Regions from separate parts of the Mus musculus genome. Here region 2 is linked to region 1. The links are chromatin loops, found by intact Hi-C in ENCODE. Cell type or tissue: left cerebral cortex. All regions are shown on one strand. Each heading gives the region's core, and the rest is flanking DNA. Links, peaks and the distances in the headings are about the cores only.

Region 1 (7,004 bases), core at 1-5,000:
ATGTTAGACTTCTAACAGACATATAGTAACATTTCTCTTTTCAGACAACAAGTTTTGTTTTTCTTTCAGTTGCATTCCAGTCCATGATGACAGGGGGCAACGTAGGGAAACAGATCGTCTGCATTTCAGAAGATTCTTCTCTGTAGTCTTGGTGTGTCTTCATCAAGGAAGCCCTCCATTTTTCACTTCCCACAAAGATTCTTAACATGCATTTAAAAATAATCTTTCTGTACAGATAGTTCTTGATTCTAGTGTGATAATATTTTCTTTGTTGTATAACCACTTTATCTTCCATATCATATTCACTCTACATTTAACATGTGATTGCCTGCCATAATACAGGAGTTCTCAAGCTGTGGGTTACGGCCCCTCCGGAGGAGTTACATATCAGATATCTCGCATAACAGATATTTACATTATTATTCATAACAGCAAAATTACAGTTATAAGGTAATAACCGAATAATTTTATGGTTGGGGGTCACCACAACATGAGAGACTGTATTAAAGGGTGGGTGTATTAGGAAGGTTGAGAACCAATGCCACACTAGATTGAAGTTAGTATTACTTGTTTTTCTGTCTTTTTTACTTTGTTTTTGAGGCAAGATCTCTATATGACATCCACACTGGCCTCCAACTTGTGATCCTGGGGCTCTGTCTCCTAAGTCCTGGAATTGTAGGCATGTACCACTATGCCTGATTATTTTTCTTATAATAACTAATAATATTGTTTTGGAGATGGGTCTGTTAGTTTAGCTCAGGCTGGACTGACTCCTCAGGTCTCCCACTGCTGAGCCTGCTGGGATGCCAGGCAGCTGTCACTCACTAATATGTGGCTAATTTTGTTTGTGAAAATTAATATTACATATATTTGTATCAAATATTTAAAAAACCTGGGTGGTTTTTAACCCCAACTATTAGTGGATCATATATATATATATATATATCTTTAAATTACTTTTAGAACTGAATAAACAGTCTACGAATTCTAAGGTGAGAAGCAGTTAACATTTGTTGAACTGGTAACATTTTTACCATTCTTAAACTGAGTATTAGAATTGAGAAAGCCTTTCCATATTTTTGATGAGAGACTTTAAAAGTCTTTACCCGAATGTTTGTCTGTACACCACATGCATGTCTGGTGCCTACAGTGGAGAGTGGCTGGAGAGGGTATTGGGGCATTGGATCCCCTGGAACTGGAGAGAGTCTGAAGCCACCATGTGAGTGCTGGGTTCTAGAATGCAGATCCTCTGGTAGAGCAGGAGATGCTCTTAGTGTTGGCCACCTCTCCAGCCTGTCTGTACTTAATGGCATAAGTACATAGGATTTCGGGCAGCATTGGGAGTATTTACAGATTGTGGAACAGTTTGGGGTAGGACGTTTTGGGCTGGGAGTGGTCTGAGAAGATAAATGAGTGGTTGGGAGTCTCCAGAGACAAGGTTTACATCCAGGGATGATGTTTGTGTTCTGCCAAACAACTAATTGAGTAGCAAGCCTAACAACTTACTACGTGCTGATAAAAGCTTGTGTTTATTTTAGGAATTTTTTTTTAAAGACAAGAGTCTGTTAGGTAGCTTGCTATGTAATCCAGGCTGGCCTGGAACTCAAAGATATCCACTTGGCTGTCTGCCTCCGAGTGCCAGTGTTAAAGGCCTGTATCCCCATTCTGGGCTTATACTTTGGAGAACTAATAGATATAAACATCACTAAGAGTTTCACTGATGAAAGTGAGTCGGAGTGGTCAGGGCAGAACACTGATCAGTACTCTAGGGGCTCTGAGGTCAATCCCCAATGGTACCTTCCCACAACAAGCCCCAAGTAATCAAGCTCCAGAAAGCTATAGGATTAAGTAAATTAACCAATGGTTATAGACATGACTATTCCAGATATACTGATGTATCACATTTGTTTTCTTAATTTTCTCAACCTTTAGAAAAATAAAACTGGAGATGTTTTCTGAGTATGACTTATGACCACTTTTTTTTTTTACAGTCAATATATTTTAGAGGCAAAACAAATTAGCAGCCACTAAATCAAATTTTGCAGCGTTCTAACCTTGTTTTACATACTTTCTCTGGACCCCAGTTTTTCTTTCTGAACAGTTCTTCATCTCTTCATATAGTGGTAACTGGTAAATCTTTGTTTTTTAATCCTTTCTTAAATTTTAGGATTTTAGCTCCTAGTAAACATCTCCTTGCCACCCCAAGATTTTTGTCCCAGATACTGTGTAGGCCAGTTGTCCTTGTCATGGCCATCCTCAAATGGGATCACAGTCATGCTTCTCAGTGCGCAGGACAAACTGTATCGAGGAAATGTTTTCTCCCGGAACATTTTGTACCAAAACTATGACTCCCTAGCTCATCCAGACTCCTGGCTTATCTCTAACTTGAAAATGAGCGCCTTCAGAGAACATTATATCTCACAGGCACTATCTTTAGTCCCCTACTCTTCCACACCGCATCATGTTTTGTTGTTGTTGTTGTTTTTTGTTTTTTTGGACAAGGTCTCAACTATGTAGCCCTCGTTCACCGGGAACTCCTGGAGTACTGGGATTGCTGGAGTTACAGGCGTGTGCCACCACTGCAGATCTTAAGTTTCATGCAGTCAAACTCGAAAGTTTCAACAAGAACTATTATCCAGCTTGGAACTTAGTTATCTGAGCCCTCAGTCAGTGCATCCAAGATCTCTGGAGAATTCTTAAATGTTTCTAACGCTGTACGTGTGCCTAAATTCACACCCAGTCCTAGGGGCAATGCAAGGCTTGATTTCCAGGTCCCTCTTTGGGCCATGAACATTTCAGGTGCTCTTCATGGGCTTTTGGTGTTTCGGGAGCTGTCACAGGTCCTCAGCTCCGGAGAAAGCTACCCTCCACCCCGCGCCGTCTCACCCATCCCAGCCGCCGCGGCCCCTGCTGAACAGCTCCGCTCAGCGGGAAGGCAGTGACGTCACGGCTAGACTGCACTGACCTGGTTTCAGATTTCGCGGACCTGAGAACCCTGAAGGGCAGACAGGAGGGGACGGGGCGCTGCGGTTCCTCGGCCGGGAGGGAACCCTGTGTGTGTCTCGGGCTGTGTATGCGTGTGTATGTAGCGGGGAGCGAAGGATCGCTCTCAAGCAGCGGCCCAAGAGTCAGCGCCTCCTCCTGAGAAACACCCGCGGGCGGAGAAGAAAGCGAGTGGGTATGTTGATGGGGGGCGGCCAAACTTCCTGTCCCGCTCTGGAGCTGCTTCCGGCGGGAGCCGGAAGACGCCGTGTGTGGACGGGATTCGGGGCTGACTGACGGACGGACGGCTGCCCGAGACTGGAAGGTGAGCTCCAGGCTAGTGTAGCCACCCCCGCTCGGGTAGGTGGTCCCGCCGAGAAAGGAAGCCACTTATGGGGTCTGGGGATCTAGAGCCGGGTTCGCCCCCGAAGGGCGCAAGGAAGCCGTCCCCCCAGACTCCCCCAGGCGTCTAGCGGGCGGGGAGCGACCGGTCCGAAGCCCGGCGGCTGCGGCCCTAACCCCTTTGGGGATCTGGGGCGCACCGTTTCTCCTCCTTTGCTTGTTCTTGAGGGAGGGAGCTTGGAGACCAGCCTGCCCCCCCAGAACGCGGGAGTCAGCGAGTCCCCCGGGCGGAGGCTCCGGACTGCACCCGCGGCTGGGCCCGCCCGCAGACCTAAGGGCCTTCGGCTGAGGCCTTTGTGCTGGCGGGAAGGGTTGACAGCGGTGCCCTGCCCGCGTTTCACCCAGGGCTGCCGGCACCTTTCCTGGGTCCACTCTCTGCCTTGGGCTGGAATAGGGAAGGGACGTCTGCGGACCAGAGCCGGACCTCTGGGGTCTCCTTTGCCTGTCACCTCAGGCCCGTGTGTGGGCAGCGAGTGTTTGCAGCCAGGATGTGTTTTGCTCGTTCAACTTGTTCTCTGAAGTTTCTCAAAAGAAGACGATCCAATTAGTTTATTAAACTTTATCTCACTTGCTCATGAGGCTCTGAGATGTACTTAGGAACCATTTGGGAGTGAAATATTATTGATTTGGGGTTAAGAGTTCATACATTTACATTACATTAGACACAAAGATCAGTGGAACATATGTAAAGAGAATAAAACATAGTTTGAGGTCAAAACGCGCAATTCTGGGTGTTTGGCGTTGAGAAATTACACTTTGTGGCAGATACAGGGCAGCCAAGCATCAGAAAATGTGGTTCTAATTTGAGCTTTGTATCCCAGTAGGTGTCAAATTTAGGTAAATCCCACAATTTCTAAGGTTTTTTTTGGGGGGGCAGTGGGGGGAGGAGTATGTCAGTGAAGAGGTTTACCGTTAAGGGCTGGCCATTATTCTGAGATACTAAACTGCATATGGAGAGTGACAAGCAGAAAGATACTGAGAAATCTAAACAGCATCACAGGAGTCACTTTGGGGTCTGGTTATTATTAATTGCTGGGATTATTAAAACATGTAGGATGAGAGGCACTGCTAGGTAAAATTTGCAGCTGAGTGGGAAGATTGGGCAATAAATAAAAGATAATTCAAGAAGAACAGGTTTGGTAGGGGAGATGATAATCCGTGTTTAGACATGGTTTGGTTTGACATGCTGAGGATATATATGCAGAATTAGTCCATAAGCAGTTAATGAAAGTTTGGAATTGAAAAGTCAGAGTGAAGGGGTAGGGAATTGGGTATCATTTGTCATGTTATTTATCCTCTGAATTATTGTCTGAATATTTATCCAGTGCTCACTGGAAACCTGTATGGCAGTCATTTAAACTCACAATAATGACTAATTTAGAAGTGGGTAGTGACGTCAGGGTTTCTTTTTGGGAAAATGTAAAATTAGCCAAGTATGGTGGTACACACCTTTAATCTCGGTACTGTGAGGCATAAGCAGGAGTGGGAGTTGAAGGCCAGCCTCAGATTCCTGTAGAGTTCCAGGCCAGCTTGAGCTATGCAAGAGCCTGTCTGAACCCTTCCAGCTCCCCCTACCCACCCCACCCCCCAAACATCAAACAAACAGAAATGCTCGTGTGTGATTTCGGAACTATGACTACACTGAAGACAGTTTACTGTACTTTTCAAAGTGTGTAACAGGACCTGGGCTTAGTTCCCAGCACCCCACATGGTGACTCATAACCTACTACAGTTCCAGAGGGTCCATGTCCCTCTGCCTCCATGGGTTCTGCATGCACATGATGTATAGACATGTAGGCAAAATACCCATGCATAATACATAAACATTAAAAATCTTAAAAATGGGTGCATTTTATGTTATGTGAACTGTGTCAATGAAACTTCATATTTGAGACAAGGTCTCACTATATAGCCTTGACTGGCCTGGGAACTTAATATGTATACCAGGCTGGCCTCAAACTCCTAGAGATATATGCTTATCTCTACTCTCAGAGTGCTGGAATTGAAGTATGTGCCACAACGTCTGGCCCCAAACTTATTTTTTTAAAAGATTTGCACTGCAAGAACAAAATTTACATTTCAGCTTTTGAACTTGGCTAGCTAGGTAATGGAACTGTAAATAGCAAACCTAGCTTTTGTACTTCCATTATACTGCTGGCTAGTGTACTTAGCAAGTTCTGTGTTACAGATGAAGTCCACAGAGGACACTTGGTAAGCCACTGTGCTCTGAACACATTGCTTTCTTTTTACTTCCAGATATGATCTTACAGTGTAGGTCATGCTAGCTGTTAAACATCCCCCCCACCCCCCCACCCCCGTCCTTCTGGTTCAATCTCCCCATTGCTGAGACTGTAGATGCCAGCTATTGCACCTGGCTCTTAAACAGGGGTCAACTTATTCTCGTGTGTCCTGCTGTTTGTTCAGGACCTATACAAACCATACATTGCGTACCAGGATTGTATGGCTGTATTCCATTACGATATGGATATTGCAGTTGTTCCACAATAGCCTTATTTGTTTTCAAAGATTATTAAAACAAAGCCACTAAATAGAAAGATTTTGTGGGTAACACCAAAGCGACAGTGAATTGTCTCATTTCTTAGTGATTCTGCGCTCCAGGAGTCACAGAGGTGGTTGCACTTTAAAGATAACCGGAACAAACATCTGGCAATTTCTTGGCTTGTTATATGAGCGGGAATTGGGAAGAGGAATTGCCAAAGCCCTTGAAGTTCAAGATCAAACTTAGATGTAATCCTTCCCTGTCTGAGCCAGCTCATCATGCCAGCTTGCTTATGCAGCTTCATAACTTGGTGATTTCTCGAACCTTGCTTTCTTCTCCTCATGAACATGAGTAAATAAACAATATTAAACCATTTAAGTGCTTCAGGAAGAAAAAAATGTACATAGGAAGAAAAGTTGGGTATTTATGATTCTTTGTTTTATAAAAGAAATAAAAGCATTAATTCTAGTACTTCTTTTAAAACTTAGATGTATTTGTGTGTGCACATATGTGGGGGGCAGAGGACAGTTGATGAGACTTAGTTCTTCCTTTATATCCTATGGGTCCTGGGGATTGAATTGAAGTCGTCAGGTATGGTGGCAATCACCTTTACAAATTGACCCCTCTTACAGGCCCTAATTACAGGGTTTCTTAATATCTGTCTTAGTCCAACTTTCCAGTCTATCCTGCTACTAATGGAAAAATCTCCATCCTGGGCAAACTTTTTACTGTCTTCGCTTTATGGATAGCAGTACTCCCAATTTTACCAATAATTCCACCAAATTAAGTGAATTCATATGCCAAAGCCTGGGGTGGTGGGGAGTTACGCAGGAGTTTTGGTTTAGGGAACCAGCAAGGTCTATGCTCAGCATGGATAGACAGACCCTTAGGTTCAGAATCCAGTGGGGACCAAGAAAGAAGGAATGGTGGGAAGGAGGAAGAATGCAGATGAATCCATTGCGTGTGTAATCAAACAGTCCCACACTCGCCCCTGGCCCCCATTTGTTGGCTAGTTAGTGCTCAGTACTGACGACTACACCTGAACATTGTGCTGCGCTATGCATGCGCTTTACCTCAGGTTACACAGTGAGACTGGATTTCTATTCGTTTTTGTTGTTCT
Region 2 (7,004 bases), core at 784-5,783, 91 kb after region 1:
GGTCCAGAGTTCAAATCCCAGCAACCACATGGTGGCTCACAACCATCCGTAACAAGATCTGACTCCCTCTTCTGGTGTGTCTGAAGACAGCTACAGTGTACTTACATATAATAATAAATAAAAAATCTTTAAAAAAAAAAAAAAAAAAAGAAATGTAAAGCTCTTTCTTACACTCAATTCCTTCCTTCTGTATCTTTTTTTTTTTTTTTTTTTTTTTTTTTTTTTTTTTTTTTTTAAAGATTTATTTATTTATTATATGTAAGTACACTGTAGCTGTCTTCAGTCACTCCAGAAGAGGGCGCCAGATCTCGTTACGGATGGTTGTGAGCCACCATGTGGTTGCTGGGATTTGAACTCTGGACCTTCGGAAGAGCAGTCAGGTGCTCTTACCCACTGAGCCATCTCACCAGCCCTTCCTTCTGTATCTTATTCCTTTCAGAACAGCGTCACACGCAGATCACTACTGCCCATAACGCTCACTCTGTACAATGAAACTGTGGCTTTAGATCAAAATGAATCTGGCAGGACCAGCCTCCATTCTCCATTGTTTGAGCCTGACTGAGCTACAATAATTACCTTCCAGAGACAGCTGTTGCAACTGCTCCTCCCGCCCCAATCACAAGGTCTTTTCTCAGCCACGCATGAAAATCAGTCTTTTAGATAAGAATACACCATTAATTGGAGAGGGGTTTATACTGCCCCAATAAACAATTATAGTGAACATATGAGGCGATAAGCTATCTTATTTAGGCAGATTTCTGAGTTCGTAGTCAGCCTGGTCTACAGAGTGAGTTCCAGGTCAGCTAAGGCTACACAGAGAAACCCTGTCTTGAAAAACCATAATAAAATAAAATAAAATAAAAGGCTTCATGAAAATAAAATTAACAATGTTTTCAGTGTAAAAATTTTAAGTAAAGCCCAGTAAAATCACAGATAACTAATGATTAAAGAGTTATGAAAACACCTGGAGAAAAGATTATGAATACTATTAATTTTGATACAAAATAATCCTGAACTGACATCTGACAATAATACAATCATTGAGAAAGAAAAAAAAATCTTTTGGCAAAAGGTGGTCAAATTCAGGAATAACATAAAACAAACAATTCCTACCCAGAAGCCTCTGAAGTACAAATTCAGCATTAAGCTAGCTGAGGTGGTACCTACATCTGGATAAATAGTCTACTTACCAGGGTCATAATGATCGCCTCTGCTTGAAGATTCAGCCAATACACTCTTCATTCCTGTGTCAACCAAGAACTGTAAGGATTGAACATAGAAAGTTAACAAGCCCCAGTCAACAAAACACTATATAGCTTATGTCTTAAAAGCATTTAACATTCCCAACAATGAGACAAAGCAAATTCATAAAACAAAGTATTTCCCTGAAACTTAACAGTAAAGCTACCCACCAGCAATCCCAGAAGGAAATGATAACAGATAAGCTTCTGAAGAGGAACTTCCTACTGCATACTCCGTGCTATCAGTTGCTTCTTGTCAATAGCTGACTGAATAACAATACCCAGTTCTTTGGTGGAGAACAGTGTAGTTTCTAGAACTACTTCTACCAAAATGAAGTATCTTGGCCTTTCTCCAGTGATTACACATGGTGCTGGCAAGATGGCTCTGTGAATAAGAGTACTTGCTATGCAAACCTGACAACCTGAGTTCAATTCCCAGAACCCAGAAAGGAGAGAATAGACTTTATGCACACAACATATTCATACACACACTCACCTGCCCACACACATATATACACACACACAGACTCATGTAGAGAGTAAATTCACAAGTTTTAAAATATATATTCATGTCTGACCATCTGGGACTGAGTAACCAATGGGAGGTTCTTCCCTGGGTAAGACTATTTCTCCCAATCTCAGCATCCCTTAGTTGCCTGTAGTGCTTGTCTAGGGTTGGGTAGGGGCCCTGTGAGATTTCTCCCTGCCATGTTAGCAAGTCTATTGGCCTCATCTTGATCATATACATACAAGTAAGTAACATAATATGAACTGAGCATGTTGCTTTTATTTGCTATATATATAATATATGGTTACATATATAAGATACACACACACACACATACACACACACATATATATAATTAAAAATATATGCACCAACAGTTAAAGAAAAAGAAGCCACGAACCAGAAAGAGAAGGGGGGAGAGAGAGACAGAGACAGAGAGAGAAGATAAGTAAGTGCTAGGGGGATATGGGGTTGGTTACAGCTGAATGGAATAAAAAGGGGGGAGGGGAATGGATGTTTTATATTTTAATTTTTTAAAAAATGGTTTTTGAGTAGGGTTGTGAAATATCAATAAATTTAGGTAGACCTTGAAATTTGATATATATTTACACCCTAAATTTTAATATAAAAATTAATTTATAAAACATTCACAAAAGAGTAAAATGAGGCCAGGTGGTGGTGGCACACACCTTTATCCCAGCACTCAGAAGGCAGAGGCAGGGGATCTCAGAGAGCTTAAGGTCAGCCTGGTCTACAGAGAATTCCAGTGCAGCCAGGGCTATACATAGAGAAACACTGCCTCAAAGAAACCCAAATAAGCAAAAACAACAACAACTAAAAAGAGTTAAAACGATATAATTTTATTGTAATATCAAAAACATTATTTGTTTGATAAAATACAATTAACTATAAGTACTTTAAAGCACTGTGCATAGCTAATGTGGCAGTGCGCACCTTTGATCCCAGCACTCCGGAGGCAGAGGCAGGCAGATGAGTTCAAGGCTAGCCTGGTCTACACCTTGAGTTCCTAGAAGGCCGAAGCTGTATACTAGACACTGCCTCAAAACAACAATAACAACAACAAACCTGCCACCTGGCTGTGGTGGCACATGCCTTTAATCCCAGCATTTGGGAGGCAGAGGCAGGCTGATCTCTGTGATTTCCAGAACAGCCTGGTCTACAGAGAGAGCCAAGGCTACATGGAGGAATTCTGTTTTGGGAAAGAAAAATAAAATAAGAAAAGCACTATGCATATGTTAAGAAGCAACGTTCCCAGGCTCCACATCTTTAATTGCAGCACTCGGAGGCAAAGGAAAGCAGATCTTTGAGAGTTCTAGTCCAGGAAAACACACATAGTGAGGCTGGATCTCAAAAGAGGGGGTGATGGTCTGGAGAGATGGCTCTGGGTTAAGATCACTGGATGCTAGTCCAGAGGTCCCAGGTTTGATTCTCAGCATCCACATGTCAGCTCACAACCATCTCTAATTCAAGTTCCAACGACCTCTTCTGGCCTCCAGAGGCACTGCATACACCTAGCACATAGATTTGCAGGCAGAACGTCCATATATATAAAATAAAAATAACGGTGAAAAAAATAAACAAAGACACTTTTATTTTAAGTCAAAATTTTATGTCTGAGATAATCTGTAGAAGTATATTCAAATGGTAAATGTGGGACTGGCTTTTATTTACAACCAATTTTTGTAAAACAAACAAACAAACAAATAAATAAAAAGTCTAAATATACATACCTATGACAGAAAATGCCCCTACTCCCTTTCTGCTAGTTAGCAATAGGTGCTTTATAGATTGCTTCTCAGAGGTAATGTACATTATCTAAGGGAAGGTACATGATGTAGAGGTGATTCTACTCATAAGTTCATGGCATGTCACCAGAAATATAGTCAAAATAGGCCATAGCCGTGCTAGCAGAAGGTTCAAACGGTTTCCAAGGTCTCTCATCAAATCTACTTGCTTACTCTAACCGCAAAATTTACAAACCACACAAACCACGCCCTCTGGGGGGGGGATGAGGTGGGAAAAGAGAGATTTAGAGGTCAAAGATGTCACCTTACAGTTAGGGGCTTAGTAACTAAGGTCTCCCTAGAGAGAGGGGAGGAGGAGTTCTAACAATGATGTTTCAAAATAAATGTTAAATGAAATTTGAAGCGGAGTGATAAAGCAGAACCGCGCTTCACTCCCAAGCCTATTGACAAGGCAGCCACAATACCTGTCTTCCGTAATGACTCACTCACGCTCAGTGAATGAAGACATAATCACAGGGTTCCTCTTCTGAACCAACTAGAATACTGGATGGAGTACTACTCCTCGGGAACCCGGGTGCGAGGCAAGTGCTTGCAACTTTATGCAACTTGCAGCAATGGGACTTCAGGCACTAGAGGATGTGGGCGATGTTAACTAACAGGAACCTGGCGGTCGGCTGGAGCCAAGCACCTGCCACCTAGATCCGGGGACCAACGATCCCCCCCCCCCCCCCCCGCCACACCGCTCCAGGCAGGGGAGCCAGAGTCTGAGCACCGGAGCCCGCGGACCCTCGGAGGCTGACAGCCTCACTCAAGCCACCGCCCTCGGAAAAGTCAACTGCCTCCCTGAAAGCGTTTGGCCTGGGATGTCCCCGGGTGCACTGTCCTCCAGGGAGCCCGCGAGACAGAAGCGAGGATGGAGGGGAGGTAAGCATGAGGCGGGCAGCGAGGGCGCCGCCACCGAGACAGAAGCAGGGATGCGGGCAGGACCGCCACGGTGGCCGCGCCAGAGGCTTGGAAGATCCGCCCGCCCGACTGGAAGCGCTTCAAGCCTCACTGGCGCCGCTCCGATGCGCGCGGGGCGGTCGGAGAGCCGCCGGCCATGGAGCCTCAGGGGGCGCGAGACAAGTCGTGGGAGGCTAAGACGCCGCAGCCCCGCGCCCGACACCCGCCCCTGCCGAGCTCCCGGCCTCCCGCCCGGCTCCAACCCCGGGAGCGCCGCCGAGGCTCGTGCACACTCACCGCGCGCGCCGCCCTGGCGCGGACGCCCGCCGCCTCGGAGCGATCTCCGCCCCGCCCCTCGCCGCGGTCACGTCACGCGCGTGCGCCCTCCGCGTGCCCTCAACGGCGCGGAGGACGTTAGCCCTTCGGCGTGGTGGTTTCCTTAGAGACGGAGTCGGCCCAGGTGGCGGCCACCAGGACACCAGCACGGTGAGACTCCCGCAGAAGTCAAGATGCCGGCGAAGGACAAGAGGAAAGACAAGAGGAAAGACAAGAGGAAAGGCAAAAACAAAGGCAAAGAACCAAAGTAAGAGCAGCGCAGAGGCTCCCCGTTCCCCCTGCCTACCCTTGTCATTTTGCGGCGCTAACTGGATGCCTCTGTCAGGCTTTTGTGGACAGCTCCTGTTCATTCTTGATTGGCCCTAAGATCTGAGAGCTCTCCATTGTGAGACTGATATAAACACATTCTTTTCTATTCTAGCTCTTGTCTGAGTGGTTAAAGTTGTTCCTTGGGTCATTCAGGAATCCTCTTGGGATCAAAGGGAGCACGCGAAATGATTTAACTGGACGGATCAGTACACACACAAACACCACACACAGAGACACAGAGTGAACAGCTATAGCGCTAACCCCATGGATGGTCCCTAGGAATTGTTGCTAGAATGTCAATAGAATGACTGGGCTACAGGATGGTTCCTCAGGACTTTGGAGTCACACAAGGAGTTCAACGCCGTAGATGAGAAATGCAAAGGGATCGCTTAAGCTTGTGACTGTAATGTGAATTCTCTGGAGACAAGTTAAGTAACACACACCTCTGGTCGCATTGCTCTGGAGGCTGAGGCAGGGAGATCACAGCCACTGCTACATATGGAGACCTCGTCTTTAAAAACAAGTCTGAGTGTAGTTCAGTGATAGAGTGCTTCTTGTGCAGGGTCCTAGGTACCATCTCCAGCAAAGTAACTTAAGAGAGTAACTTTCTTTTTAAAAAAGATTTGTTTATTTTTATTTATATGCATACACTGTATGCTGTCTTTAGGCACACTCCAGAAGATCCCATTACAGATGGTTGTGAGCCACCATGTGGTTGCTGGGAGTTGAACTCAGAACCTCTGGAAGAACAGTCAGTGCTCTTAATCTCTGAGCTATCTCTCCAGCTCTGTACCACAGTGTTTTGTTAATGCTGGTGCAATCTTTATTTCAAAGGACTTTACCTTTTGAATCCATCCTAGGGCCTTGATGTATACTTACCATGCATTCTACTTCTACTTCTACCTGATACATGCATACCATGCACTCTAACTTTACCTGATGTATGCATACCATTCAGTCTTCTTCTTCCTAATGTATGCTTATTATACATTCTACTTCTACCTGATGTATGCTTACTGTACATTCTGCTTCTACATGTCTACATTCCCAAGGTCTTACTTTTTTTTTCCCCCATCTCTGCATCAATGACTATGGTGTGTGTTTTTCAGGCATCCTTAAAGCCTGGGATAATGTGTTACCAACAATTGAAGTACTTAACATGAAGTACTTACCAACAAATGAAGTACTTAACATACCTGCCCCAAGTAACCTGATCCTTTGTCTAAGAACTAAGCAAAACAAAACAATAGCAACAAAGGCTGTGGAGAGGACAGATATACAACAATTGTGTCTTCGTGTAGAACATGAGACCCAGGCTCACAACTGAGTGAAAGAGGAGAAAGGATTGCAGAGCACTTGCCTAGCATGCTCGAGCCTGGGTCTGATACTCAGCACAGCAAAGAGCAGGAAACAAGAATATGGAGAATGGAGTACATGAGAAGCTAGAGAGCTTTATGAAATACATTTGGCCTCTTATTTCCTCTTTGTTTTTCTCATCCTTTAAGTCATACTTCAAAAATAATTAATAGTCATACTCCAAAGTTCTCCTCTTGAGGAAGAAGCACCAATTTAAGTCTCTTATATGAATACTAATATATATATATATTATTAATGTATTAATGCATTAGTCCAACAATATATGCTTTTATGTGTCAGGCAAGCCAAACAAAATAGAAATGATACTAATAAATTACATGTTGTCAATATCTTCTTCTGCAGGAAAATAATCAAATCAGATGAACCTGCAATTGAAAGAGCCAAAGCCAATGCCTCTCTTTGGGAGGCCAGATTGGAAGTCACAGAACTCTCTAGGATTGAATATCGTGATACTTCCCGAAGACTGGCAAAAAATAATGAAGACTTAAAGAAACAGCAATATAACATGGAAAAAGACATTATGTC

Evidence for each region. Hi-C counts contacts between places; a loop is a spot of excess contacts. Peaks named below come from ENCODE experiments on the same cell type or tissue, not always from the same donor. Only the 100,000 strongest peaks of a DNase experiment are listed, where the experiment ranks them.
Region 2: a loop joins it to region 1, with 2.4 times the contacts of the local background. A loop is called at or near these places in 1 of 42 quality-filtered maps.

What each region holds. Positions count from the first base shown.
Region 1 is chr12:84,313,868-84,320,871 of GRCm38, forward strand. It overlaps Ptgr2 (prostaglandin reductase 2), which reads left to right. Exons shown (of 10, transcript NM_029880.3): 10 at 70-1,965. The coding sequence ends at 146. Zfp410 (zinc finger protein 410) reads left to right here and starts at 2,992. Exons shown (of 12, transcript NM_144833.4): 1 at 2,992-3,307. In left cerebral cortex, for the core only: no CTCF peak of the experiment used is centred there; DNase peaks (open chromatin) are centred at 2,980 and 3,169; H3K4me3 peaks cover 1,989 bases; H3K27ac peaks cover 1,679 bases.
Region 2 is chr12:84,404,216-84,411,219 of GRCm38, forward strand. Entpd5 (ectonucleoside triphosphate diphosphohydrolase 5) reads right to left here and starts at 4,814. Exons shown (of 16, transcript NM_001026214.2): 1 at 4,755-4,814; 2 at 1,191-1,260. It overlaps Bbof1 (basal body orientation factor 1), which reads left to right and starts at 4,853. Exons shown (of 12, transcript NM_028377.3): 1 at 4,853-5,040; 2 at 6,822-7,004. The coding sequence starts at 4,967. In left cerebral cortex, for the core only: CTCF peaks have their summits at 3,280 (motif pointing left), 4,144 and 4,855; DNase peaks (open chromatin) are centred at 4,063 and 4,822; H3K4me3 peaks cover 2,068 bases; H3K27ac peaks cover 1,550 bases.